7 separate regions of the Homo sapiens genome follow, and all the other regions are linked to region 6. A link is a loop called in an ENCODE intact Hi-C map of the cell type or tissue named here. Cell type or tissue: endothelial cell of umbilical vein. All regions are shown on one strand.

Region 1 (4,000 bases), 230 kb before region 6:
TAATCAGGTACACAGGTAGCTAAAAATATAAAGTTACTTTGCCTTTTACTATTAGACACCTCATGTTTTTCTCACAGTGCTTTCCTGTACAAAGTGCAAATGTCTTACCAGAGGGTGATGAAGTCCAGATGATTTCATATCCACGATCAGAAGTTACACTATCACTCTTAAATCGTAGGTATAGTTCATTATTTTGAGAGAAGACAGGGTTTGGCAGCAGAGTTCCACAGTACTTGCCCAGTAATGGTGAATTGCTGTTACTTCCATTTCTCACCTTTAGGAAGGAGTCATTCATTATTAAACTTACACTTTCTTCTCTAAGGTATATACATTAAAATGGAGACAATTTGAATGATGACATTGGTCGGAAAAGCTTTGTCTTTTTATACAGTTAAGAATGAAGCGTTTTCTGAAAATACATGCAGAAGTCACCTTCACTTGCAAAGGGGAAAAATGTTCCACGTGTAGATCAAAAAACATTTGCATTTGGATTCAGAAATACCTGTTAACCTACAGCAATTAAAACACCAGGCAGCTTTTTTATACCGTAGTTTGTGCTGTGATCCTGCAGCCTTTGCTTTTGGGGAAACATTCTGGAGAATGTAGGTAAAGTGAATTTTTAAAAGGTGGAGATGGGCGGGGGCAATGTTGCCTGCTCTGCTTCCAGTCAACTATTACACCTTTCTCATTGTGTGTGTGTTTGTGTATGTGTGTGTGTGCACGTGTTTCCCATTGAAAATTACTTGGCTGTAAAGAGGCTATGAAAAAATACAATGCAAAGTATAATAAAGTTCAGAACGAAAGGAATTTCTGTATGGGCAAAGGACAGAATTATAAATCTATACAATGTCTGTTGTTAAATGTGTTTTACAAACACATTCCGAGGCCTTGTTGCTTTTTTGTTTCAACTCATTTTTGAGTAGACACATATAAAAACAGGAGATGAGCCTGTGTTTTATGGGGAGAGAGAACTACACTGTGAACTGAACCACTTTCTGTCCCCCAGCCTGGCTGCTACCCTGCATTCACAACCAGCCCTGCTTCCAGGAGGGCTCTCGACGCTTCTTACGGAAACGTTACGCGGGCAATGTATGTTGGAACCAGCCTGACATGCGGAAATGCTGATTTTACTGATCTATGTATTCAAAATATTGGAAGTTCCTCTGTTCCCTATATAATTCCATGGTTTAAACTTTGGTTAATTGCTGGTATCTTAAGTCACAAAGTTAAGACATCTTGCTGGGCTGTGTTGATCAGGTGAGATTCCTTTTAGGTCGATGTAGTAGCCCATGGGAGAGAATAATGCCTTTCTAGTGCTTTGGGGATTATTCTGCTAAGTGTTTAAACAAAGTAACCTTGCCATGACAGAGTAGCCAGTCATCCACTAGTAGATGGGAGGGCTGCCATAGCCAGCACCACGCTTTTGAGTTTGGGCGTTTTTCCCTCAGGGTCCTCTTTCAAAATGCCGTTGCTCTGAGAGGAGCAGCAGGATACTAATTTCCACTGACACTGCTGACAACTTGTCTTATTCACTTTCCTCTCCTAGGAAGAATGGGGCCACCTAGAGCAGTGGGCATCTCTGGGACATCAGAGGATCTTGAAAGGGGAGGTGAAGGCATGAAAACAGATTCCAAGCATGGTCTAGAGCTCGGCCCTCGCTTGGTAGTAACACAGTCAGAATTCTCAGTCAGACATTTCCGTTCCCACCGCAGTTCACAAGAACGGAATGCTGAGGCTTCCTGGTACAGCTGCCAAGAAACTATGCCCACAGCCTTCCCACTGAGAGCCAGATGGAGCTACATTTTACAGGCCTAAGCGGTGGTTTCCTTTCTTTGCTTATGGGACAGGAAGTTTCAGATCCATTCTGTGGAGTAATGAAGGACAGCTAGGAGGAGGAATTCTCACTCTCCACGGCTGGAAAGCAAGGCTTTGCTTCCCAGCATCTATCAGGCAAATGGCAAACGTTGACTCTGATCAATAATGGTCCATTCAAGCTGGAGTGAGTTAAGAGTTAGTTGCACTGTGACTCCAACCTAACGGGATTATTCCATCTTTCCTCCAGATCCCACTCTCCTCATTCTTTCTGCTTTACACTTCATATAAATATTTGGATCTCCATGGTGGGGGAGGTACACAGGTCCAAGTTGAATAACCTGACCGGCACAAAGAATAACTGTATTTGCCTCTTCATTTCCTCCCTGCTATATACATCTTTCGGTCTCCTGTCGTGGCGAGTATTCCTTTAGAAAAGGCATGAGCTTCCTCCGAGTGTTATTTATGGCACTATATGTTAAGGTTATTGATTAATAAAGGATTTAGATGAATTCCAAAGGGGAGAGCTTTCCAGGATGATAAAACTCCGCATCAGGAATCATGTTGAAGCTAAACCCATATGCAAAGACCATATGCCAGAACACCCTTCCTGGCCAGGCTGGGCAGAAGGTGCCAGCAGCCCTAGGAGCCAAATCGGATGAGGGGGGTTGCAGGGCAGAAAAGAAAGAAGAAGAAAGAAAAGAAAGAAAGAAAGCCCTTGGTGCTAAGAAGCAGAAGATGTTTTGTTGGGAACAAAGGCTGAAGCTACCAAGAAACTATCAGCTGAGCAGAGGCCCGCTAGAAAGAATCGTCCCACAGAATGAAAGGAGCCCGCTGCCTACACCGGTACATTTCTTTATGCTACAAAGGTCAAATCCTCTTGGGCAGCTTATTTTGAATGAAGACCTGATTAAAGAGGCAGTGAGAAAAAAAATAAAATAAAAAATACAACTCCAGATCAGGGGTAGAGGAACAAGCACACTTTTTGGAAACTTTACTGAAGACTCTTGTGTGGTACAAAGCCAGTTTAGAGACGGTCAGGATGAGGTTTAGATTTAAACTCCACTCACAGAGGAACTCAGCATCTTTATGCTCTTGGTTTTTAGGTTCCACCTAAGTATATTTCCTAAGGATGAATGCATTTTCGACAGAGCTTGCAAAGCTCAAACCCCGTGAGCTCTGGGGTTTTTCTGGCAAAACACAGGGGCTGAGTTCCACACACTGGGTCCACATCACATGAGGCTTATTCAGACTATCTCCTGCCTATGAGCGATGATGTTCATGTTCCATCTCATATGCCCAATGCAGCGATGGGGCAGAAAGAGCACAGAGGGAGCTCATCGGGGGCACTGGAGGACCCCAAAGTTTCAGGCCCACGAGGCGCATGGTTCTGCCTGCTCCAGGCACAAGGGGGCTTCTCTCTCAGTGTGTCCTGGGGTGGGAGTGGGGGGTGGGTGTGTGGACGATGGGCAAACAGTGAAGTCATTTCTGTGCCCAAATTCAAGCTCTGGAGTTGTGGTGAAGAAAGGACAGACCACACCCCCCTGAGACCAGGGAGCATTTATTCAAGGAAACACTTGTCTTTAGAGGATGTTGACGATGCCCCAAACTTACTGTAGCTGTCAGGAAAATTAGGTGAGCTATTTAGTATCATTGAGCTTCATTTTACAGAACCAGCATGTTGTCCTTAGACTTCCCTCTGATCCTTTTAGGTCTCAACTTACATATTGCCCTCTTGAGCCTTCTAGTTCCCAGACTGAGTTAGGAACCCCAACCCATGCTGGACTCAGTTAGTCCTTTCCACATTGTGCTGTAATTGGCTATACCCCATCTGTCCTTCCTGCCAGACTAGGAGTCTCCTGCGGGCCCTAAGGTTCCCAATTTCCGGTGTTTGGACTGGTGCTCTGTAGATGTTTAGGGAATGAAAGGGTAATGAATAAATTAATGAAACAAATAAGAATCATATAATATTAGCAGCACTAGATAAAAGGTGTAAAATCTTAAGTGATCCACCATCTTTTAAATAATTCATTCAAACGATATTCAAATGCATATCACCTCCAAGAAATCGTTTCTGCATTCAACTGAGTTCTCGATGCCAAGTGAATGAAAAAAGAGGGAAATGGTGTGGTTCTGGGGGGCTGTGAGAGTAACGGTGCAATCCTTGTCATTGTCGTAGTTATCTGGC
Region 2 (4,000 bases), 110 kb before region 6:
ATTCAGCCCCTGGCTCAGCCATTTGCTAGTTGTGTGATCCTAGGCAAGTGACTTACGTGCTTGGTGCCTCAGTTTCCTCACTTGGAAAAAGGGGCATATTGAAAATAATGAAACCTATCTCATAAGATTACAAGGATTGACCTACTATTTATAACATACTGAGAACAGTACTCAGCGCAAGGTATTGCTATGTAACAGCTTGTTAAATAATATACCCTTATCCTTGGTCAAATGCTTACTAACAAATGCTGTGAGAGGTGTGCATAGGGTGTGGAGAGTTCATTGATTGTTCACTATTGTCTCAGACACTGTCCTGGGCACTGGGAATTAGGCAACAGGCCAAACAGTCTCCTCTCTGACAGACCTTGTCTTCTAGTGCAGGATGAGAAGTTTTTACAACAAAATTCAAAAGTTAGGAAATTTACGGAGAAAGCTTAAATGGCCTGGTGTGTGTGTGTGTGTGTGTGTGTGTGTGTAGTGTGTGTGTGTTTGTTTGTTTTGCCTGAGAGCATTTCAGAAACTAGATAGCGGCACTCTTTAATTTTATTGGGATGTCTAACAAACAAAAAGACAGATTTTTAATGGAATTAATTAATTAATTATCTAATTAAGTGCTTTTTTTTTCGCTTCCACTAAGGACAAGGCTGAAAGAAACATACTCCATGTGAATGTAAGAACTTGGTCAAATATTAACAAGAAATTTCTGATAGAATGCTACCTAATGCTGGGATGGGTTGCATTCCACTATTCTTTAAAGCAGCTGCAATTTTTAAATGTTTTAAAACATATACACAAACTATTCACACGTTTGAATATATTAATAAACAGGCTGAGTTCCCTGAACCCCACATTCAAGCCTGCTTTCTTACCCTCTAATCATCTTTATTTGGCTTAGGCTGCTCTTTCTATTTATTGGAAACATTGCAACCTAGAATGGCAGCCTATAAATATGCGGATCTATAAATAAAGCACAGCCAAGACCACAGATGTAGATGAGTGAACGCTGAGGTACCTCGGAGGGGCGCGTCTTCGTGGCCGCCATCCAAAATTTCTACAAAGTCACGTGCACACGTTGTGCTTCTTTCAAGTTCAAAGTGGGTAAAAGAGAGGGTGATATGATTTACTGGAAGAAAAAAGAGAAGACTCTCTCGTAAAGTACTGGCAAATAAAACATACAGGGAGATGGGGCAAGACGGGGAGGTGGGGATGGTTAATGACTATAAAAAATAGAAGGAATGAGTAAGACCTGTTTGATAGCACAACAGGGTAATTGTAGTCGATAATAACTTATTGTACATTTAAAAATAATTAAAAGAGTAGAATTGGATTATTTGTAACACAAAGGATAAATGCTTGAAGGGATGGATACCCCATTTCCATGATGGGATTATTTCACATTGCATGCCTGTATCAAAACATCTCATGTACCCCATACATATATACATCTACTATGTACCCACAAAAATTAACAATAAAATTTTTTTACAAAATAAAATTAAAATTAAAAAACATACAGGGAGATAAATTTTACTTCTGGTAATTTCATGTAAGGGTTCTCCAGCAGAGAAGTAATGAATGAGGCGGATTTGCACATGGTTGAAGGGATAAAGCAAGGGAAGGGGACAACTTCTATCCTAGATGGTTTCCTTTGAAGAGTAATAGAATAGATGGTTTCCTTTGAAGAGTAACGGAATAGATGCTTTTGAAACTGCCTGTGGCATCTGAAACACTGGCAGTGGTAAATAAGAGGACTCCTGGGTAGGTTCATTCCAGGCACTATAAGGGAATATCTTGTTGGAAAATGCCGTCTTTCCAGTTTTTATATCACCATTGCTGTGTTCCTCGCAGAAGCATTTTTCTCAATAGACTCATTTCCTTAAATTCGGATTCTTTGCATGTGCTTGTAAATAAGGCATTCTTTTCTCCCTGGAGCCCACATTTTAGCTCACTCAGTTTTATTTTCAGGCTAGAGCTAGTGCCCTAAGGTTCAGAGACATTTATCAAGAAAGTTTTGAATTACTTGCAGAACAGCAAGCACCTGGATACATTTTCTTTTTGTTGTTCTTTAAGCTCCCTAATCTTCAGAATAGGATCTTTTCCTATTGCTGTTCTTGAACCAGTGAGATCTTTCATCTAAATGCTTTACAACTCATTAGAAAATAATCCTCAGGCACAAACTTCTCAGTTCAAGGGAGGGGGCTTCTTTATCTACAGCTCAGTTTCTGGCTGGCTGGCAACTTTCTTTGGGGCTCCACCTCCCCGTTTGAATTGGCTAAGGATGACATCATCGGCTGCCACATCTTATGCATGTCAATGAAGATACTAGCAATTTGTTAACTCCTGACATCCCAGGGGAAAGTGCTAGAGAATATTTAAGCCAAACTCTTCATTTTGCAGATTACTTTTTCATGGCCTGATTAGCTTAAGTGACTTCCCTATTTTCACACAGGCGATTAATTACTGTGCAGAGTGAAGAACTTAAAGACTTTCCTACATTATGCCTGAAACTGTATTTTCCTGCAAACCTCAAAGGAGGGCAGGGCTCCTCTGAAACAGGATTCAGAAGGGCCCCAGCATCACCCGCTTTGCAGCCATTCTGTCATGTCCTTGAGGGGCATTTCCTGATGTTCTCTGTCTGTAAAATGAGGACAGAAGTCCTTACCATCGGACTGTTACCAGGTCAGAAAATAAGATTCTAGGGTTCCAAAAAAGAAAAGAAAGTAAGCGTTTATTCAATGTTTCTTCTAGGCCTGTGCTGGAATAGTACCTTGCAGGAGAGCCCAGGTTTTATGAATGTTTGCTTTGATGGATAGGTGCGCGCATTGCATTCTGGCCCGTGAGTCACTGATTCTCCAGTCTGTGACTCTTCTTCATTTGTTCACTCAGCAACTGTCTTGAACATCAGCTATACTCAAGGCACACATGTCAAAAACTATTTATCGATTATTTTGGTTTACCCCCAATCTCATACGCCTGCATACGCCTGTTAATACAGCAAGGTTGTAGGTGTGTTGTGTTGTTGTGCGTGTGTGTGTTTTTTAACCTTTGCTAGGCCTTGACATGAAAAAAAAGAAATTGTTTTTAAATTTAGAAGCAACTGTAGAAATGACTTCCCTATCAGATTAGGAAATGCTTGTTCTTAAGCACATCAGGAATTGGGACTTGCAAAAGATGAAGAGGAAGGCCATCGATTGTTAGCACTGAGATAAGAAGGTTACTCATAGACTGACCTTCCCACAGACACCTTCTCTCCTGTGTGCCTTTTCTTTTTCATTTTTGTTACTTACATGGAGGTTGCGCTTGAATGATCCAGCTGCAGTTCTGATTGTTTGGATAATTGGCAGGGAACCGTGGAGAGGAAACAGTATCAAATGAGCTGGTGAGGATGTGGCCTCCGCAGGCTGGGGAACACACAAACACACATACATGTCATATGCTTTTCATTTCTACTGACCGTACAAAACAATTATTTGATGAATAAAACCATCAATGATTTTTCTTCTTATTTCTAAAATGCACGCCAAGAAAGTTCTCCATAAGGAGAGCTGTACATAAACCATGAGAAAACAGGAGCACAGTTTATATTTTTAACAATTATTCTTCAACTACAGGAAGTAGGAAGTGGCAAAAAGCAACAGATTAAATGTCTATGAATTGCCTAAGTCATTCAAACAAAATTCTTGCATGGATTCACTTACACTGCCCACTCATAAATCATAGGCATAGGGATAATCTGCTTATAAATGACCTCTTTTTTTCAGGAAAATAAATACTCAATTGAATAAGGCTTCATAAGGATGACTGTAGATTACTAGAGAAGAGCAAAATTCGATGTGAGTCTTGAAGAGGGAGAGGCGGTCACCGCTGGAGGGCGTAAGAGGAGTCTTGCTGAGGAGGAGGCCGAGGCTAAACTAGGACTTGGAGGGTGAGAAAAGGGAGGCCAGGGAGGGGACTGCCTGAGCAGACACAGAGGAGCATCTATAGAGGCTCAGCTGGAGCA
Region 3 (4,000 bases), 150 kb after region 6:
TTTCTTTTTTGAAATATCAATCGAATCAATTTTATTCTCACAACAATCCTGAGTAAATATTTTTAAAAAATATATTTTTTGAGGAAACAGATTAAAAGCTTTAAAAAATGTGATTCACTGAAAATCAAATAGTGAATACATGATAGAGTCAGCACTAAAAAGGCAGATATATCAAAGAGAGACTGAAATAAGCAACTCATTTTTTGCATCGACTTCGAAACACCTCTTTACCATCAGTGTTTGTAATAATCATTCTTGATCTTTATACTTCACATTTCTTGGTAATCCAAATGCTTCATAAATTCTCTTACACATCCTGAATCTCTTGCTTCATTCAGCGAGATAATTCCTGGTGAGCAGGAATGCATATGGTTTTCAGATGTAGAAACTGGGATCTCCAGAGACAAACAAGTTGGCCATGGCAATGGGATACAATAATCTTATAGGATTTTACAAACCTGATTTGAAGTTTTGTCCTAATATGGAAAGGTATGCCTTTTCTCACTAGAGAGATTATTCTAGAATTTTAGAGCCATACCAACATATTTCACGGTAACCTAGTGATCTGGATTGCCCCTCTCTGAGAAAGCAAAGATTCTGCAAGCAATTAGTCCTTCAAATCAAATTCCTGGCTTTTACAAACTGCTTCTCTTTTGAATTCCAAAAGTTAACTAATTCTTTTCTATCTATTCTTCATTTCCTCATAAGCGAACACTCACCAGTTTCCCCATTTTCCAACCCTATGGTTTTCTTATTCTACGTGGCCACAGACAGGAACAATTCACTAGCACAGTGGTTCTCAGAATCACCTGGTAAGTCTTGTAAAAACACAAATTGCTGGGCCCCACGTACTCCCAGAGTTTCACATTCAGTTGGTCTAAAGTGGGGCCTAACAGTTGGAATTTCTAACAAATTATCCGGTGATGCTGATGCTACAGGTCTGAGTAGCACATTTGGAAAATCACTTCACTAGTACACCCCCGACGTGTTGTCCTGATGGATCCTTCCAAAAAATTGTTCAGATGCCAAGGCTTGTGAATCGCACACATGGTACTCAATGCCTGGGCCTCACATCGAAGGCTTCTATATTGAGAAGAAAAGAAATATTTGTCATGACTCATTGCCTTTTTCAAGCTGTTCCAGCTACAAAATTAAAACCAGAAAAGGACTCAATTGAAAGCAAAATAAAAACAGCTCAAGTAACACTGTCCAAATTTTGAGACTTATGGCATGATTTCTGGAATTAGGACAAAAGGTATACTAGTGATTCAGGTAAATCCTTGGCTGACCACACTGGAAGCTGGCATCTCCAAGGCTCCCGACAAACCCTGGAACCCAAGCCAAGTTGCTCCTGCACTACCCCAGAAGCCAGCTCAGGTCCTTGGCTTGTGGCTTGCTTTTTCTGTCAACAGTAAGTTCTTCCATAAAGCTCTCCAAACACATTAGCAACCTATAACTCTTTTAATTAACTAATTTTTCTACAACTTCTCAGCTATTTTTAACACAGAAAAAAATGTCAATTGTCAAGAAATAAATGCTGTTGGGCCATCAAGCAGGTAGGCTGTAAATCTGAACCGAGAACCTAGCCAATGAATTTCCTTAGGATTTCTTCCTTTTGTAATAGCAACACTCAGTGGAGATTTTAATTCCATTTTTCATATATTTGGGGAAAAAATACGGCATTTTATGTCATAGCATAAAATTCTTCAGCATTCCATTTTAGTTATTAAATAATGACTAGTATTTGAAACAGCACTGTTACATTAAGTAAAAAAAAATTGGCAAGAAATGTCAACTTAGACATTTAATAAGATAATAGTTCTGCTTAGAAAATGAGGTGTTAGTTCTGCCTTTAACGTATCAACATATTGTAGGAAATACTGACCTTTTATTCTGATCACCACGAGTCCATTAAATTTCAAAATGTGGGACAGCCAATACATAATATACTACTAAGTAATAAATCTATGTCATCCAAAGGGAGCTTTGCTGTCTGAGTCCAAAAAAAAAGAAAACAGAAGCATAATGGTAAGGTTACTGAACACTCAGGTCTTGAAATAAGTCATTCTGTTATGAGCATGAGTCACCAAAACTACTTCCTTAGTGATAAAAGTTGCCTAAGTAACATCAATGCCTCCCTATGCTAAGAAGGATATGGGCAGTGTGTTGGGTTTCAGACCCACTAGTCATAGTCATTTCCTTTACTTAATTGCTAACTGCCCTTCCTGGCTGTAGTTTGGGGCCTGTGTTTTAGGTAGTAACCCAGCAACTAGTTATTATGCTATATTTTATCAAGGAGAACAAAACAGTAAATTTTGTATTTCCATGGATTTCAGAGTAAAAGTCAATGTTATTTCACCAAGGCCCTCTGACTTAAGGGAGTTATTGTGAAACTGTTCAACTAGGTCTCAATGTGGCCACATCATTATGCAAGACTCAAAGGCAAAATATTTAACAGAGAAAAGAGGAGCAGATTGGGAGCCCTCTGAGAGGAAGGGAGGGGTGGTATTCATTTCTGCGTCCTTAGCACCTAGCAGGGAGCCTGCTCACCTAAAGATTCAAAACGCAGGCCGCGCAGGCGCAGTGGCTGATGCCTGTAATCCCAGCACTTTGGGTAGGCCAAGGAGGGGTCACTTGAGCTCGGGAGCTTGCGACTAGCCTGACAACACGGCAAAACCCTGTCTCTACAAAATATATTTTAAGAAAATTATCTGGGCATGGTGGCATGTGCCTGTAGTCCCAGCTGCTCAAGAGGCTGAGGTAAGAGGATTGCCTGAGCCCAGGAGGTCGAGGCTACAGTGAGCTGTGATGGAGTCACTGTATTCTAGCCTGGGTGGTATTGCAAGCTCCTGTCTCAGAAAAAAAAAAAAGACTCAAAATACATCCACCAAATGGGGTTTGCTGCTTCTTTTCAAAATAATCCAATCTATGAAGTAATTGCGCCACTGCTGAGTTAGGATTTCATCAGGCTTTGCTGTTATTGATGTTGTTGTTGCTGTTGAGATGGAGTTTTGCTCTTGTTGCCCAGGCTGGAGTGCAGTGGTGTGACCTCAGCTCACTGCAACCTCCACCTTCTGGTTTCAAGTGACTCTCCTGCCTCAGCCTCCCGAGTAACTGGGATTACAGGTGCCTGCCACCACGCCCTGCTAATTTTTGTATTTTTAGTAGAGACGGGGTTTCACCATGTTGGCCAGGCTGGTCTCGAACACCTGACCTCATGATCCTCTCACCTCGGCCTCCCAAAGTGCTGCGATTACAGGCATGAGCCATTCATCAGACTTGTTAACACATATATGCCTTTGTTTTTCCCTTATATTTACCATGGGACTGTGGTATTTGCTGCTGTTCCCCTTGCAGACATCTGAAGTATATTAAGCATGCTCTATTTTAAAATCTGACATACAAAAGCAATGAGATTAGTATTGCATGAGAAAATTTAAAAACTGGATAGTAAGCACACATGTATTATCAGTATCGCTGTTGGGTTTGGCCTTGAGAATCTTGGTTGCCTATAATTCCCTGAGCCTCCTCTCATTTCCAAAAACTCCCCCATAATTCTTGGATTGCACAATAGTACTACCATGAAGGACTAAAATGTTAATAAATCTCCCTAAAAATCAAACTAATAGATGGTAAGTATAGGGAGAAGTTGTTTTTAACTGATATAAGTATTGCATTCCAAAAATGTGGTTTTATTTCTTTTCTACTAGCAAATGGGGCAAAGCATTTTTATTCACTTAATCATATGCAAGATTCAAATGCCATAATTATCCATTCATTCTGGTGGGTTGAGTCAGAATTAAGAAATGAGATCTCCACAGAAAACCCCTAAAACTGTCTATGGACTTCTTGATGATTCATTAAGGGCACCATATTCTCTGAATCAAAATGGGTCCTGTTGCTGCATCAGAATAGGAAAAAAGTAGACCAAAGAGACAAACATCATGATAACAATGCCAAAGAGATTTGGGGACATCTCCAATGGTAGCACAAAATTACT
Region 4 (4,000 bases), 210 kb before region 6:
ACTCTGAGAACATGATCAGATCATTCCCTCCTGGGCTCCCTCCTTTCCTCCCTCCCTCTTTTCTTTTCTTTCTTCCTTCCCCCCACCCGCCCCATCTCTCCCTCCTTCCCTCCCTCTATCTTTCCCTCCCTCACTCTATCTTTCCCTCCCTCCCTCTATCTTTCCTTCCCTCCATCTTTCCCTCCCTCCCTCTATCTTTCCCTCCCTCACTCTGTCTTTCCCTCCCTCACTCTCTTTCCCTCTCTCCCTCCATCTTTCCCTCCCTCCCTCTATATTTCCCTCCCTCACTCTGTCTTTCCCTCCCTCACTCTCTTTCCCTCTCTCCCTCTATCTTTCCCTCCCTCCATCTTTCCCTCCCTGACTCTATCTTTCCCTCCCTCCCTCTATCTTTCCCTCCCTCCATCTTTCCCTCCCTCAATCTTTCCCTCCCTCCCTCTATCTTTCCCTCCCTCCCTCTATCTTTGCCTCCCTCACTCTATCTTTCCCTCCCTCCCTCTATCTTTCCCTCCCTCCATCTTTCCCTCCCTCCATCATCTTTCCCTCCCTCCCTCTATCTTTCCCTCCCTCCCTCCATCTTTCCCTCCCTCCATCTTTCCCTCCCTCACTCTATCTTTCCCTCCCTCCCTCTATCTTTCCCTCCCTCCCTCCCTCTATCTTTCCCTTCCTCACTCTATCTTTCCCTCCCTCCATCTTTCCATCCCTCCCTCTATCTTTCCCTCCCTCCCTCCATCTTTCCCTTCCTCACTCTATCTTTCCCTCCCTCCATCTTTCCATCCCTCCCTCCATCTTTCCCTCCCTCCCTCTATCTTTCCCTCCCTCCCTCTATCTTTGCCTCCCTCACTCTATCTTTCCCTCCCTCCATCTTTCCCTCCCTCACTCTATCTTTCCATCCCTCCCTCTATCTTTCCCTCCCTCCCTCCCTCTATCTTTCCCTCCCTCACTCTATCTTTGCCTCCCTCAGTCTATCTTTCCCTTCCTCACTCTATCTTTGCCTCCCTCGCTCTTTGCTTCCATAGCAGAGCCTTCAGGTGTCTCCTTCTTATTCACGGAGTTGCTGAAAGAAGTGGGAAAACACATAGGGTTCTACAGACGTTTTTGGGATTGCTGATGTGATTTATTGAAGATTTTCCTGGCCTTGAAAAATCCAGTTTTATACAAAATCAAGTACTTTGCATAATAAAGCTGGTGGAAAATGTGCATATGTTTTACTTTTATGTTCCGCTTTCATGAACACTGTCAGACTGAAAACTGAATTTATGAAGAATTTACCCAACAAACCAAGAAAATTGCTGCCAACAAATCTTTTATTTACACAGTGTGATAGAAAGAGGCTGAGAGGCATTTAACACTGCAGTCCAGTTTATATTCAGCCACACTCTATATTTAACTTTTTCTTTTCCAAAACATGAGAAGCTAAAGGAAAAAATCTTTATAGAAGAAAAAGGCCTTCTTTCAGATAAAAATTTTATAATTCAGAATAAAAATACAAAGGAGAGATAAAGAATAATCTCAAGATGATTAAACGGTCTACCATAAAAGAATACAAAAAAACAATCCTCAGAACATAAGATTTAGTTTTGTCTACTCCATGGCCTAAGCAGACAGCTCAGAAATGATTTAAGAAGAGCATAAAGGGATGAACAATTTATTGACAATTTTGAAAGAAATGGTGAAATAAGCTCAAAATAGCCCTAGTAGGAACAGGGATTAAACTGGTGCTGAAATTAATGTCTATAAAGCTTGTATTCTACACAAATATAGGTCATGGCTAGTTCCAAAGTTAAACTTCGCTGGGATTGGCCTTCAGTCTATTTTTCTCATTCCATTTTCTGCTCACGGTGAAAAGACTGCTTTCAACATTAGGGGGTGCTAAGATTTTGTACTTGGACCTTGGCAGTAAACATGAACAATGGTGGCTCTCCTGAACCCTGTCTGTAAATCCAATGGATAGATAGCAAACGTGCAGGGTGATTTTTGTTACAGGCACATTACTTAGTAGGTCAGGCTTGGCCTGTCCATAGCTTCTAAGTCAGGCGAAACTATAGAGTATTTGCATAGTCAGACATTTCCCAAAGTTGAAATGCTTCCAAAGGCCCAGTCCCTGATATATTCACAGAGGTCATATAGGACAAAATTATTCTGAAACGTAAGCAATACGCAGTGCTTCACCACATGTTGCTAATGATTCTGCTAATCTGAAATGGGCCTGCAAACTCAAGAGAGGGTTGGAGTTTGTGGAGTTTGAGCAGCTTTGATTCCAGTGTGAACTGACTGTTACTTAAGGAAACCACTTAAGCTTATTGGCATGCGTAGCACAGAAGAACGATGACTGAGGGTATGAATGGATTGATAAATTTATTTATTACATATTGTTTCAATATTCAAGAAAGTATATTTAGTATTTAAGTAGAAAAAGATAAGTGATAGTCCATTAGTAGTAAGACATAGATAAATAATGATGACGCAATTTAGAAAATGATAGGTTCAGTAAAAGAGGCAGAAACGTCTTACAGTTTTGCAAAAAGATGAAGATTACTTTGGGCTATGAGGATCTCAACTGTTCCAAGGAGGAGGTGATTTGGATCTGGGTCTTGAAGCATAAATAGAATAAAACCATGTAGAAATGGAATTGGCATTGGCAATTCCAGCCTGAAAGAATCTCTTGATCCAAGGCTAAATGGGCAAGAATTTACATTATATGCATGGGCAAGCATAACTCTGAGAAAAGAATAGGGCACATGAAGGAGAATAATGAGAATTAGGATTGGGAAAACAGGATGGGGTCTTCTACAGAGGGCCTTCAATGCTGGATTATACAGAGTTTGGCTGTCAGACTGTGTTCTTTGGCTAATGGGATTCAGTTGAAAGATTTTTAATCAAATAAGTGGTAGAATCAGGATGCACTTGCTAATCAAGTCTGATCTAAAAATTGATCCAGAACCAGCATTTTACATGCAAGGGAACGAGACTGAAGGAGATGAGACCAGGTGAAAGGACATTGCTGTGGTGAGGGCTGCAGGTAGGAGCACTGAAGAGTTGGAGGTAGGTAGACAGGAAAATGCTGTTGCTGGGCATTATTCTATTAATCATCAGCTTCAAAAACTAAATGTTATTTTTAAACATTCAAGCTATATTTATCACTACTTGTTTATTAACTGTTACTAATAAGTTCATAAGGGCAAGATGGCAATTGTACTTGGGCCCAGTGAATGCCATTACACACACTTATTATGTAGTACTACTGCTATGACTAATGCCATAAAGCAGCACACCCACATTCCAGGGAACCCCAGAACAAGCATCCTTAAATCACTGATGTGTTTGCCATGGATTGAGTGGTAAATTGGCTGATCCATCCTCCCTCCTTTCCTTCCTTCCTTCCTTCCTTCCTCCCTCCCTCCCTCCCTTCCTCTCTTCCTCCCTCACTCCTTCTTTTTTCTTCCTTTCCTTTCCTTTTTTCTCTCTCTCTCTTTCTCTCTCTCTCTTTCTCTCTATCTCTCTTCCCCTCCCCTCCCCTCCTCTCTCCTCCCCTCCCCTCCCCTCCCTCCCTCCTTCCCTTCCTTCCTTCCTTCCTTCCTTTCTTCTAGATGAGGACTTGCTATGATGCCCAGGCTGGTCTCGTATTCTTGGGGTCAAGCAAATCCTTCCACCTCAGCCTCTTGAATAGCTGGGATTACAGGTGCATGCCACCATGCCCAGCTTAACTGGCTGATTTTTAATTCTTCAGTATCTCTCTTTGCACTGCACTAAAATGGAGAGTATATTTTTCTGTGCACTTGATGTTAGGCTTAGCCCTACGACTTGCTTTAGAATGAGTGTTAGTGGTCATGAAGCAGCCAGAGGCCTTAAACGTGCTTACGTTTTGTTCTTGTTTTTATTGTTGTCTAGGACTTTGTGCTCCTGTGATCCACTAAGATATCATGTGCTGAGTAACTGCTGGTTCAAAGAAAAAGTGGATTCATGTGGAGCAGACTTGAACCCAGACTCAACTTTACAGCCA
Region 5 (4,000 bases), 56 kb before region 6:
CAAATTCAGCATGTTCAAATAGAAGCTCACAATTTTCCCCCAAACATGGTCTTTATCTGGGATTTCCTATCTATGAATAATGGCACCACCATGCACCAAATCATACACCGCAGGAAAACGGGAGCTATCCATGATTCCTTCTTCTGTCTCCCAGATTGACACACATCTACTCCACCATCAGATCTGCCCATCCTACCTTCTAAATAGCTCTTTTTTTTTTTTTTTAGCAGAATCTCACTCTATTGCCCAGGCTGGAGCGCAGTGGTGCCATCTTGGCTCACTGCAACCTCTGCCTCCCAGTTTCAAGCTATTCTCCTGCCTCAGCCTCCTGAGTAGCTAGGATTACAGGCACGCACCACCACAGCTGGCTAATTTTTGAATTTTTAGTAGAGATGGGGTGGGCCAGGCCAGTCTCAAACTCCTGACCTCATGGTCCACCTGCCTTGGCCTCCCGAAGTGCTGGGATTATAGGTGTGAGCCACTGCACCCAGCCCTAAACAGCTCTTTAATACGCTGCCTCACCCACTACTCATTTCCTTTCTCCCTGCTCTGACTAGTCACCAAACTCTCAGTCTCTTCCTCTTCTTGGGCATCCCTCTACTTGCCAGAACTCTTATTCTAAAGTGTACTTCTGTTTGCATCACTAAATTTCCCACTTAAAAATCCATTGGTGGTCTTTCCCTGATGGCAGGATAAAATCCAAATTCTTGTGATGTTTCCTATCAGTTGGTTTCTGATAACGTGTCCTGCGTCAACTTCTATCACTCCCTTTCCCTAGTGTTTCTCACCTTTTGTTCATTATCAGCCCCCTAAGGAGATTGTTCGGACATTTTTTTCCAAATTCTCAACCATGAAAATTTAATACCACAAGTATATTGCATATCTGTTATGTACTGTATATCTTTATGCTTTATACATTAAAGAGTAAGAATTTCTTAATCCCCCTACCAAGAGCCAATTTTACCTCCTTGGAGTTGATACTGCCCCAATGGAGAATGCAGAGAATGTGTGGTCTAGCTGAAGGACTTGCTCTTTGCAAAACTTTTGTGCCCTCACACCTTGCTGCTTCTACTTAGAAAAGCCTTCCTCTCCCAGATATTTGTCTGATCAATTCTTGCCCATTCTTTAAAACTCAGTTCAAATGTCAAAGCTGCCTGGAGGTCTCTTTGAACTTCCGCAGGCTGTCCTAGCTATTTTTTTCTGTGTTCCCATGGCGTCCTGGATTATGTATATATTTCTACACTTGGTTTACCTGCCTTGCCTACTCTATGACTAACTCCCCAAAGTCAAGAATGTGATCTCCTTCCTTTCTGGTATGGGCTGAATTGTATCTCTGCCAAAATTCATATGTTGAAGTTCTAACTCCCAGACCTCAGAATGTGACTGTCCTCGGGGATAGGGCCTTTAAAAAGAGGCAATTAAGTTAAAATGAAGCTGAATGGACTGTAATCCAATCTGACTGGTGTCCTTATAAGGAGCAAATTTGGACACACAGAGCTATCAGGATGAACACACACAGAGAAAACACCATGTGAGGACACAGGGAAAAGGCAGCATCCGCAAGCCAAGGAGAGAGGCCTCAGGAGAAACCAACCCTGCCGACACCTTGACCTTGGACTTCCAGCCTCCAGGAGACAGCACACTTCTGCTGCTTAAGCCTCCCAATCTGTGGCATTTTTGTTACGACAGCCCAAGCAAATTAATACTCTCTATATTTAGACAACAAGCCCAAAATATGTGCTGGATGGTTGGTTGAATGAATGAAAAACTTCTTCTCAAAAAATATCTGCTGGCAGAGGTTATGTGTAATTGACATGTAAATAATCATGTAATTAACATGATTCACAGTTGTAGCTGCCTGTTCATTATAGGCTGGGTCCAGCAGATCTTCTCCTAGAGCCCAGCTTACTCACCCTCACACCCTAAGGCATTTTCTCTCACACAAGACAAGTGGATAACAGAATTACAAAAGATAAAACCTTTGTCTTTAAAGGGTGAACCTCCCAGAAATCGTACTACATGTACTCTAAGTCACAAAAGGAATAAAATTTTTGAATGAGAAGGAATTCCCCCGAAAGACCAGTGATAAACAAAGGCTAATGAAAGACCACTCGAGAGAAAGAGACCTGGAGCAAAGATCTAACTTTAAGAGAAACACTGCCGACCTCATGGCGGTTTTCTGCCAGTGCTCTAAAGATGTTTTTTAAAAGCCCTTTGGTACAGTGCCTCATGCCCACAGGTAGTCAAGAAGGCACTGGCTTACATCCAAACCGAGCCAGTCATAAAAGATGTTGACACGGTTTTTAAAATGTTCTCTTCTAATTTCTGAAACTTCTCAAGGCTTGAGAAATCTCCTTAATAGCTAAAAGGAAGATAAAATGGACCCAGCCCCCATTTGAGAGGCTGATGTCATCTATCTTCCCAAAGAAAAGGCCACTTTTTCCTTTGTGGAAATCCTGGGTGACATCACCTCCTGATCACATGCCCCTTAGCCCTGCTCCTGCAAGCTCCCAGCTGAAGGGTTCGCTCCCTTTGCAAATGTCACTCTCTCGCTCACAAAGCTCCTTGACCTTGTTTGTATGCTGGATTCCATCACTAAGTGAAAGAAGGCTTCTGGGAGCAACGACCAGAAGAGGCGAGGGGGTCTGTGCAGCTGGTTGGGAGGCCACTTTTCACACAGCCTGCGGAAACTTCTGTATTCCCCACCCCTATCCCCCACCCCCTCCCCCTGCAACCCAGATGGAGGCCTCCAAGGCTGAATTCAGCCGCTGGACAATGCTGTCAAGGCTGAATACCATGAACCGATTAGAGACAGGGCAACTGTGGCCATTTCTTTATTTCCAGGGTGGGGCCCTCTTTGAGGACCCGCATAAAAGGCCCTGCAATGTTACTTTGTCTCATGTCTGCATGGCCATGTTCAGAAAGAGCCCACAGATAAAGCCTCGTTGTAGATCCGTTTTCTTAAAGCCAATAGAAGGTTTGTGTCGTTCACAAAGAAGCATATTTTGTAAATGCGTTTGTGTATGAACTGGGGAAATGAATGAAGTGTGTAGGAACTCTTCCTCAGAAGCAGTGCTCAGGAAATGATGTCGCTGCCAAGTTTGAACTCTCTGCTTGGTGTTTGGAGATCGTACTGCACAGTTTAGAAAAGAGTCCAGTGGGGAGGGTGGGGCAGGGGGAAGGGATTGCAAGGTGATAGGATTCTGAGGAAAAGAGGCTAGGAGTTTAAAGCCACTTGACCTGGCCAGGGCACGAAGAGCAACTCCAGGACCAGCGTTAGCGGGGCTGTCCTGAGCCCTCCACCTGATTCTGAGAACATCCCTTGCGGGGCTGTGCAAGGAGAAGCCTTTCTAATTATTTTCCTTCTGATATGTTACACACACTCACACAAATGCATTTAAGAATGTTATGACCAGCTCAGTGGCTCATGCCTGTAATCCCAGCATTTTGAGAGGCCGAAGCAAGCAAATTGCTTAGCTCAGGAGTTTGAGACCAGCCTGGAAAACAGAGAAACCCTATCTCTACAAAAAATACAAAAGTTAACTGGGTGAAGTGGTGCACCCCTGTAGTCCCAGCTACTCAAGAGGATGAGGTGGGAGGATCACCTTATCAAAAGGCTGAGGCTGCAGTGAGCTGAGATTGCGCCACTGCACTCTAGCCTGGGAAATAGAATGACACCTCGTCTCAAAAAAAAAATTACAATTACACTTGAGCATTGAGAGTAATTTTTACATTTATTTAGCCCCATGGCTGTAGAGTCCCTGCCCGTGTGTGGTGTGTGTGTGTGTGTGTGTGTGTGTGTGGTGTGTCTCTTGAGCACTGAGAGTAATTTTTACATTTATTTAGTCCTGTGGCTGTAGAGTCCCTCCCCGTGTGTGTGTGTGTGTGTGGTGTGTGTGTGTGTCTTGAGCATTGAGAGTAATTTTTAAATTTATTTTGGCCCCATGGCTGCAGAATCCCTGCTCGTGTGTGTGTGTGTGTGTGTGTGTGTGTGTGTGTG
Region 6 (4,000 bases):
TTCCAAATTATGGCTGGGTGCGGTGGCTCATGCCTGTAATAACAGCACTTTGGGAGGCTGAGGCGGGGGGATCACCTGAGGTCAGGAGTTCAGGACCAGCCTGACCAACACGGTGAAACCCTGTCTCTACTAAAAATACAAAATTAGCCAGGCATGGTGACCATGCCTGTAATCCCAGCTACTTGGGAGGCTGAGGCAGGAGAATCACTTGAACCTAGGAGGCAGAGGTTGCAGTGAGCTGAGATATTGCCATTGCACTCCAGCCTGGGCAACAAGAGTGAAACTCCATCTCAAAAAACAAACCAACAAACAACAAAAACAACAACAAAAAAAACCCAAAAACAAACAAACAAAAGTATTCCTAATTAGTATCAAGGCTGAGAGTAGGACCAAGACTTCTGACCTCCCTACAGCATCCCCTTTCCCTGTGTCATGAATAGTACTTTCCATCATGAGCAGTTACAGTCCAATCCACTATTGTATCTCCCTTGTAATTCTACAGCAATTCACATGCTAAGGCTTGACTTTCAGAGTCCTTGATAAACTACAAAGTTTCATTAGAACCCCTTGAATTGCTTGGCGAACAAGCACCCTAGACCTATTTTAATCAGAATTTCTGGGTGGGGCCCAGATGCCTGAATTTATAGCAAGAAAATCCCCCATCTCAAATTCCTTATGAACACTAGAATTTGAGAACACTACACTCCCAAACTGAAGTTTTAAAATAGAAACAGAACTCTCTTTACCCGTTTAGTGTAAAGAAGGCCTCTTTGGGCATGTTTGTCATCATTTCTTAACTTTGCACTGCTAGATGCCTCTTCTGAGCTCATTCCAGGATCACTGATAAAAAACAGCACTAACCACCCACTGATGAGTAGGTGGGAACCCTGCCCTGGGAAGGAGGGAGGCCAAGAAAGCCCAGTAGGGCTCATCTCTAATCCTGTGTTGTTGTTGTTGGGATCATCCTTGGCCATTTCCCTGGACAATTGTGAAGGTTTTCGCTTTGCAGGAAATATGAAAAATCCACCACAGTTTGATGATAGCCCTGAATTAAATGTTACTAGCTGTTATATGCAGTTCATTTAGAGCGTTTCTAAGAGCTAACCTAGACATGGCAAAAGCAATGGATTCTAAGACGGGACTCAGTTGTTTAGTCTGACTTTCAAACCAATCAGCTATGTATTCTTGGGAGGATAAATTCAACATCCTAGACTTCTATCTCCCTCATTTAAAAATTAAGGTAACTGGAATAGATTTGTGCTTCAAACTTTCTTGACATACCCTAAAAAATACATTTACGTTAGCCACCCATGCGCGGAGATACTACAAACAGTTCTCATGAAGCGGCACCTTACTTTGTATGATAAACTCTGATACTTTCTCTCCTATTCCTTTCTATCCTACTCCATACTTTTAGCAATCACAAGTAGCAACCGAATAAATTAATTTCATGACTCACGAATGAGTCATGAATTGCAGTTTGAAAAGCACTGGACTAGATGTTACATAGGTTTTCCTCTAATATTAAAGTTGAAAATGAATCCGGTACATTTATCTGTCCCTGTTTATACTTTTAAAGTTCCCTCTTAGCAGGATTATATATTAATGTATATGCAATACATGTTAATAGAATATAAAATTTTACTTTAAATTGATAACATTAGTCAATTATAGTCTCTCAGGATTCAAATATTTTGTAGTTTGAATGAGCAAAATCTAATACGTTAAATTAAAGCTTAGTCTTGTAGTTTCTAAGAACTTCGTAAGAGTTTTAACCTGTTAAACCTGTACTTGTTAGTTCTTTTCTTTCTGTTTTCCCAGGCACATCTGGATAAAGGCAGAAACAAAGTAACAAGGGAGGAAGTCCCAGTAATCACAAGAAACCAATCTTTTTTCTCCCAAACACATATTTTGGGGCTGACATCATAGCCACATGGCACAAACTACAGATGGAAAAGTATCTGAACTCAAATCCGGAAACTTAACCTTTATCAGATGAAGACAAGAAAGACTTCAGCAGGCAAACTCACACCTGTTGGGCTGAGGAGCTAGAAATCAACAACCAAATACCAACATTACTGCTCTGGAAATAACTTCTGTTAGAACAATAAAGTAAGATGAGGGCAAATGACTGAGCTTCCCTTGATGCTTTTCCCTGATGCTATTTTATTCTGCAGAAAATATCCAACATACGATGACACCTGAAAAGAATGAGTCCTAGCATCTCTGTGTTTCCACACCAGCAGCTCACTCTGACTCTGGCTGCCTTCTAGGTCTAGCCACTGCCTTAAAGTACTAGCCCACCACCTGGTGTCACCAGCCCAACACCAGCTCAGTCTCCTGACACCAGCCCTTCCCTAAAAAATGCTGCAGGACCCCCCCTCAGCAATGCATGAGAGCCGATCTCTCAGGTCTTGATCTATGGGAAACTGTGACAGGCTCCAGAATTATAAACAGAAGGTGTGTTGTGTCTTCCTGGATCTCGTCATCTGATTGCTATTTAGAATGGCTTGACTGTGTTAGTCAGACCTATGAGTTCATCCAACAACAAGCGGGCACAGTGACCAGCCGGGCTCAGCCCAGGGACAGAAAGCAAACACTCCCTCGTCTGTGATTTCAGCCTTATGCAGACCAAATAGAGGCCAAAGTAATGATTATCACACAGGGAAGCCAGCTGGAGAATCTTTTGAGTTTCTATGAAAACATCGTCTCCCCTTCACTTTTATTGCTTGCTTTTTCTTCTCTCTTTCTTTATAGTTTCCTTTCCTGTCCAGTTTGCTTCTATCTCTTTTCCTGACTCATTTTTATTTTACGTGTATCTTATCTTTCTGAAAACTTTTAGAATTAAAATCTAATATCCTCCCTGCCCAATTATTTTAACTGCTCTGGGTTCTTTCTGCACAAAATATTGCCTTACAAGCTAGGATGGTAATAGAATTGTTTTACAAAGGTATGTCTTACTTTGCATATCATTACAAAGATTTCCACATTTTCAGGAGGCCCTGCCTGTATTATATGTTATCTAAGATACAGCCAGTTTATTCATGCACCAAATTAAAATTATGTTCATAGATGATTAAAGCCAGAAGTCATCTCTCGAAGATTACCAAATCCAATTCCTTAATTTTACAGATGAGAAAACTGTGGCCTAGAGAGTTCAAGTGACTTGCTCCAAATCCTGATCTAATATTCAGTGTGCTTTGGGGCCAAACATACCAGACAGATAAAACTACAACAGCATGAAAAATTGTGTGCACCCTATAATTTCTTAAGAAACCAATTTTGGTCACTGGATGTTAACCACCTGAATGAAGTCCAGTGAATACGTCAATCACACACCATAGCCTATTGTAACTGCCAGGGATTCCATTTCGCATGTGCTTGCACTTGAGCTGGATAATGAACTGCTCCTGCAGAGGTTCCTACCTGGGAGAAAAGTATTGATTGATTCTCTCACACTCAGGATTCTGGAGCAAATCTAAAGCCATGCTTTTGAACATAGAACTTGAACTGCTGCAGAGTTTTGCCTGAAATGAAGAGTAGTGGCCAGCCCCTCTGAAGGAGAAATAAATGGGAAATTGGGTAAGATTTTGAGTGGGAGATGTTTAAACTTTTATTTATTTTAGGGAGTGGGGACTTTAAAAGATAAGCATCTGGGGTTCTCAGGATGCCAGAGTGTGTCACAGGGTGCATGTCCCAACATAGGAAAAGCTACCAGTTCTTTCTGGAGGGAGCTCAGTGAATTGTACCATGCTGCTGGGGTAATCCCAAAGCGGAGAAATGCTTGGAAGCATGGTCACCATATGCCTACTATGGGTCTATGCTGGATGTTATTTGGGTCCTTTAATACAATGATGCAAAAGGAAAGCTCAGAGTCTCTAAAAAACAACACATCCTAGGGAAACATGAGCCTAACGAAATATGACTCCTTCATCAATCCCATGCACAGGCTCTTGGGGCTGGGAGCATCTCTGGTTCACATCTTACCTCAAAGACTGTG
Region 7 (4,000 bases), 66 kb before region 6:
AAAGAAATACAGAAGTTTTTAACACCGGTCATTCATAATCTAAAATAGATGACAATGATTTAGAAAAGCCTTTCAAAAGAAGATAAAAGAAGATAATTTAAAAGATGAAAATACCAGCCAGGCGTGGTAGTTCACACCTGTAATCCCAACACTTTAGGAGACCAAGGTGGGCAGATCACCTGAGGTCATGAGTTCGAGACCAGCCTGTCCCAACATGGTGAAACCCTGTCTCTACTAAAAATGCAAAAATTAGCTGGGCGTGGTGGTATGCGCCTGTAATCTCAACTATTCAGGAGACTGAGGCAGGAGAATTGCTTGAACCCAGGAGGTGGAAGTCGCATTGAGCCGAGATCACAGCACTGCTCTCCAGCCTGGGCGACAGAGCAAGACCCCGTCTCAAAAATGAAAAAGATGAAAATACCAACCAAGAAAGGAACAGTGACATGAGGAATAAAGAGTTTTGAGAGAAATAGACACAGTGGCTCTTTGTCACTTTGGTAAGAGAAAGTTTTCATGGAGTAGACACGATTTTAGAACTGCTTAATTGGCATGTTAGATTGCAAAACTTTTGGAAACATTATAGTGTAACAGAGGAAGCATGGGCTGTAGTTCAGACAAATGGGTTCCTAAACTGGCTGTGATAGTTCCTAGGTAAGTAATCTAACCTTTCTTTCATCTATAGCTGTATGAATACTTACTTCATAGGGTTGTTACATAGAATGAATGAAACAATCCAAAGTTTTTAGCTAAATGTTGTGCATATCATAATCCTTTCACACATGCTGTGTATTCTATCTTTACATTTTTTTTTTACTCTTTTCTTTTGAAACAGGATCTTGCTATATTGCCCAGGCTGGTCTTGAACTCCTAGGCTCAAGTGATCCACCTTTCCCTCCCAAAGTGCTGGGATTACAGGTATGAGCCACCACACCTGGCCGTGTTTTGTATCCTCACAAGACTTTATCCCCAGATTTGAGACAAAGACTTGGAGCTAGAAGAGGAATTACTGGTTAAAAAGCTATCATGAATAGCTAGAGAAGAGGTAAGAAATTGGTTTTTCATTAAGGTGCACAAAAATTTTTTAAAAGACAATCCATATTTTTATGGTAGTTCAGTTCTCAAGTGCTTTTATTTTATTTGAATTATTTTTATTTGAAATGCATTATTTTATTTGAAATTAATCATGACAACGGGAGGCAGGTAACAATGATGTCAGGCCCATTGTAGAGGTGAGCAAAGTGAGGTTCAAGAAAGCTGTGGAACATGCTCATATCACTTAGTGAATGGCAGATGTGGGTACAAAACCCTATTGTGACACCCACCCTCCCCGATCCTGACCTCCACTTCTGTGTTCTCTCTCCCCCATGCCTTGCCGAGAACTTCAGCTCAAAGGCACGGAACTAACAATGTTGAATGCTGCCCTCATTACTGTCCTGTCCCTCCACTGAAGACAATCACCATAGCAACCTGGAAAACGTAAACAAAGCAAAAATCTTTTAATTGACTTTGAGGCAAAATCTAACAGAATACATCATTAGACATCAGCTGAACTGGAATAAAATAATGCCCTGAAGAGAAGCCTATGTTTTTCAGTTTTAAAGAGTTAATCTTTATAAAAGTTTTAGAGCTGGTGACTGATCATCTGTTTGCCTTGATTTTCCTCCAAACTCTCACTCATCTGCCGAAAGGAAGTGCTTGCTTTATCTGCAGGAAGCACATTGATCTGCTGAACTCATAACAACCAAGAGTTACAAGCTGTTGCTAAACCTGCTTACTTGTGTAGATAACTTAAAATACCTTCATAAAAGAACTTCACTAATATTGTTTTGGTTTTTGTCCAAAACAAGCCATGAGTTATAAAATTCCAGTACTGAAACATTTAATAATAATCTCCTATGTAGGTACTATCTTTAAGTTCGTATCTGTGTGTTTTTAATAAGAGCTTTAATAAAAGCAAACCAGTAATGAAACAGCTAAATGGAATCCAAGGCACAAAATTTAAAAAGTAACTGCTGTATTGCCCGGCGACTGCTCAAATGCAGTCAGCGCTTTGCTGGCTGGCATTTTCCTGAAACTATATGCCATAAACTGATGGCATCAGGAGGAATAACATCTTGAAATACACATGGCTAAAGCCCAAAGAGGATGGCAGAAAAGGAAGAGAGAAGTGATTCATCACCGACACCCTCCCACCCTTATCCCTTCATTCCTAAAGGAAATGCCTGGGAAATCAACAGTTGCTGTTAAAACGAAGCCAAAAGCCAAGGCACAGTGAAAGAGAATTAAATTTTAAAAGTAATTAGTGAGGATGTTCACGTGCTTCATTAAAATGCTCAATTTATATTTTAATAGCTTTTTTTCTATAACTTAACAATAAAAACTCTTTCTGCTCTATAAGACCTTGAGATGTGCTTCATTGGCAAGGCCAGTTTGCCTTCATTGTGTAAAAAGGCGGCTTGTGGGCTGGGCGCAGTGGCTCATGCCTGTAATCCCAGCACTTAGGGAGGCAAAGGCAGGCCGATCACAAGGTCTGGAGATCGAGACCATCCTGGCAAACATGGTGAAACCCTGTCTCTATTAAAAATATAAAAAATTAGCTGGGCGTGGTGGCAGGCACCTGTAGTCCCAGCTACTCAGGAGGCTGAGGCAGGAGAATCACTTGAACCCAAGAAGTGGAGGTTGCAGTGAGCTGAGATCACACCACTGCACTCCAGCCTGGCAACAGAGTGAGACTCCATCTAAAAAAAAAAAAAAAAAGGCAGCTTGTGGAGGAAGGGAGGACACAGAAGAGAAACTGCCAGCAAGGACCCTTTTGGTAAGGCAGGTGTGATGTGAATTGGTAACTAAGAGCTCAGAATCTGGGGAAGGCCCAACCCAAGGCAAAGTGAACTATTTCCTGGAGTGAGTATACAGGCCTCACTTCCGATACATCTATGAAACATAAAAAAACGTAATTACAAGGATTTTGAACAGAAACTTTCAGGTCAGGGAGGGTGGGGAAGTGGACAGGAATATGTGCTCCTTAAAATGGCCAAAGTTGTCCAAAGGTGACTGGCATGTAATGAGAACCACAAAAAGTCAGTAATTCCTGGTTTGATGTTACCAGTTAATTCCCCAACATTTCACAGGTATGTGGCCAAGTGATAGGCATCTGTCCTACTAGGGTCACTAGTCCTCTCTGAACACAAGGCCAAGGGTGGAGCTCCTCAAATTCATAAGGACATGAAGCATGTGCAGATGGATTTTTCTGAGGGATTTAGTCAGATAGCATGTATTCTGTGAGGAAGGGGACACAAACTGGAGTGATCACGAGATGAAATCAAAGAAGAAAATCAAGTAATATAAAGGCCAAGGAACATAAAATTTCCTTGAGAAAAAAGAAGGAAGAAAGAAGAGAGTGAAAAGGAAGAAGAGGACAAAACATCGTGACTCCAGGAGAGGAGAGAGTTGTCCCTGTATTGGGTTGAACACTGTCCCCCGAGACTTATGCCTACCAGGAACCTGTGACTGTGACCTTTTTGGAGGAAAGGGCCTTGGCAGATGCAGTCAAGTTAAAATGAGATCATACTGGATTGGGGTGGAACTGAAATCCAATATTCTTGGTATCCTTATACGAAGAGGGAAATTTGGTCCCAGACACCAAGAAGGAAGAAGGTCATGTGTGGATAGAGGCAGAAATTGGAGTTATGCATCTACAAGGCTTAGAAAGCCAAAGACAGCCATCAATCAACAGAAGCTAGAAGCAGCAAGGAAGGGTCTTCCCTAGAGCCGTCAGAGGGATGACCCTGCCAACACCTTGACTTTGGAATTCCAGCCTCCAGAATAAAGAGAACAAATTTCTGTTGTCCCATGCCACCCAGTTTGTGGTACTTAGTTACAGTAGCCCTAAGAAGCTAATGTATCCTCATTCTTTCCCTGATAATTGAGGTGGCCAAACTCCCAGGTAGGTACAAAATGGTAACAACTATTTGTGTGGTATTCAAGGAGTGCACATTTGTAA

Evidence for each region. A loop is a pair of places that touch in the nucleus more often than their neighbours do. Peaks named below come from ENCODE experiments on the same cell type or tissue, not always from the same donor. Only the 100,000 strongest peaks of a DNase experiment are listed, where the experiment ranks them.
Region 1: it touches region 6 in a loop (8-fold over the local background); 3 of 110 quality-filtered maps call a loop at or near these places.
Region 2: it touches region 6 in a loop (6-fold over the local background); 5 of 110 quality-filtered maps call a loop at or near these places.
Region 3: it touches region 6 in a loop (7-fold over the local background); 15 of 110 quality-filtered maps call a loop at or near these places.
Region 4: a loop joins it to region 6, with 2.9 times the contacts of the local background. A loop is called at or near these places in 6 of 110 quality-filtered maps.
Region 5: it touches region 6 in a loop (7-fold over the local background); 10 of 110 quality-filtered maps call a loop at or near these places.
Region 7: it touches region 6 in a loop (6-fold over the local background); 10 of 110 quality-filtered maps call a loop at or near these places.

What each region holds. Positions count from the first base shown.
Region 1 is chr10:16,831,144-16,835,143 of GRCh38, forward strand. It overlaps CUBN (cubilin), which reads right to left. Exons shown (of 67, transcript NM_001081.4): 64 at 3,871-4,000; 65 at 109-274. Among named protein-coding and RNA genes, the nearest start is that of RSU1, 16 kb to the left of the region's middle. In endothelial cell of umbilical vein, no CTCF peak of the experiment used is centred here; a DNase peak (open chromatin) is centred at 1,748; H3K27ac peaks cover 2,033 bases.
Region 2 is chr10:16,948,989-16,952,988 of GRCh38, forward strand. It overlaps CUBN (cubilin), which reads right to left. Exons shown (of 67, transcript NM_001081.4): 33 at 3,288-3,401; 34 at 1,013-1,123. Among named protein-coding and RNA genes, the nearest start is that of RSU1, 130 kb to the left of the region's middle. In endothelial cell of umbilical vein, no CTCF peak of the experiment used is centred here; DNase peaks (open chromatin) are centred at 2,253 and 3,343; H3K27ac peaks cover 2,441 bases.
Region 3 is chr10:17,214,282-17,218,281 of GRCh38, forward strand. VIM-AS1 (VIM antisense RNA 1) reads right to left here. Exons shown (of 3, transcript NR_108061.1): 2 at 1,886-1,993; 3 at 1-1,083. Among named protein-coding and RNA genes, the nearest start is that of VIM, 12 kb to the right of the region's middle. In endothelial cell of umbilical vein, no CTCF peak of the experiment used is centred here; DNase peaks (open chromatin) are centred at 1,010 and 2,170; H3K27ac peaks cover 3,221 bases.
Region 4 is chr10:16,851,545-16,855,544 of GRCh38, forward strand. The region is part of intron 59 of CUBN (cubilin); the gene reads right to left. Among named protein-coding and RNA genes, the nearest start is that of RSU1, 36 kb to the left of the region's middle. In endothelial cell of umbilical vein, a CTCF peak has its summit at 1,845; DNase peaks (open chromatin) are centred at 1,867 and 3,197.
Region 5 is chr10:17,004,465-17,008,464 of GRCh38, forward strand. The region is part of intron 28 of CUBN (cubilin); the gene reads right to left. Among named protein-coding and RNA genes, the nearest start is that of CUBN, 120 kb to the right of the region's middle. RefSeq lists an enhancer at 2,366-2,660. In endothelial cell of umbilical vein, no CTCF peak of the experiment used is centred here; DNase peaks (open chromatin) are centred at 2,457 and 3,077; H3K27ac peaks cover 3,144 bases.
Region 6 is chr10:17,060,758-17,064,757 of GRCh38, forward strand. All of the region lies in intron 22 of CUBN (cubilin), which reads right to left. Among named protein-coding and RNA genes, the nearest start is that of CUBN, 67 kb to the right of the region's middle. RefSeq lists an enhancer at 1,496-2,695. In endothelial cell of umbilical vein, no CTCF peak of the experiment used is centred here; DNase peaks (open chromatin) are centred at 1,444, 1,934 and 2,484; H3K27ac peaks cover 3,510 bases.
Region 7 is chr10:16,994,693-16,998,692 of GRCh38, forward strand. All of the region lies in intron 28 of CUBN (cubilin), which reads right to left. Among named protein-coding and RNA genes, the nearest start is that of CUBN, 130 kb to the right of the region's middle. RefSeq lists an enhancer at 1,637-1,781 and a cis regulatory region at 1,700-1,717. In endothelial cell of umbilical vein, no CTCF peak of the experiment used is centred here; DNase peaks (open chromatin) are centred at 1,629 and 1,919; H3K27ac peaks cover 3,894 bases.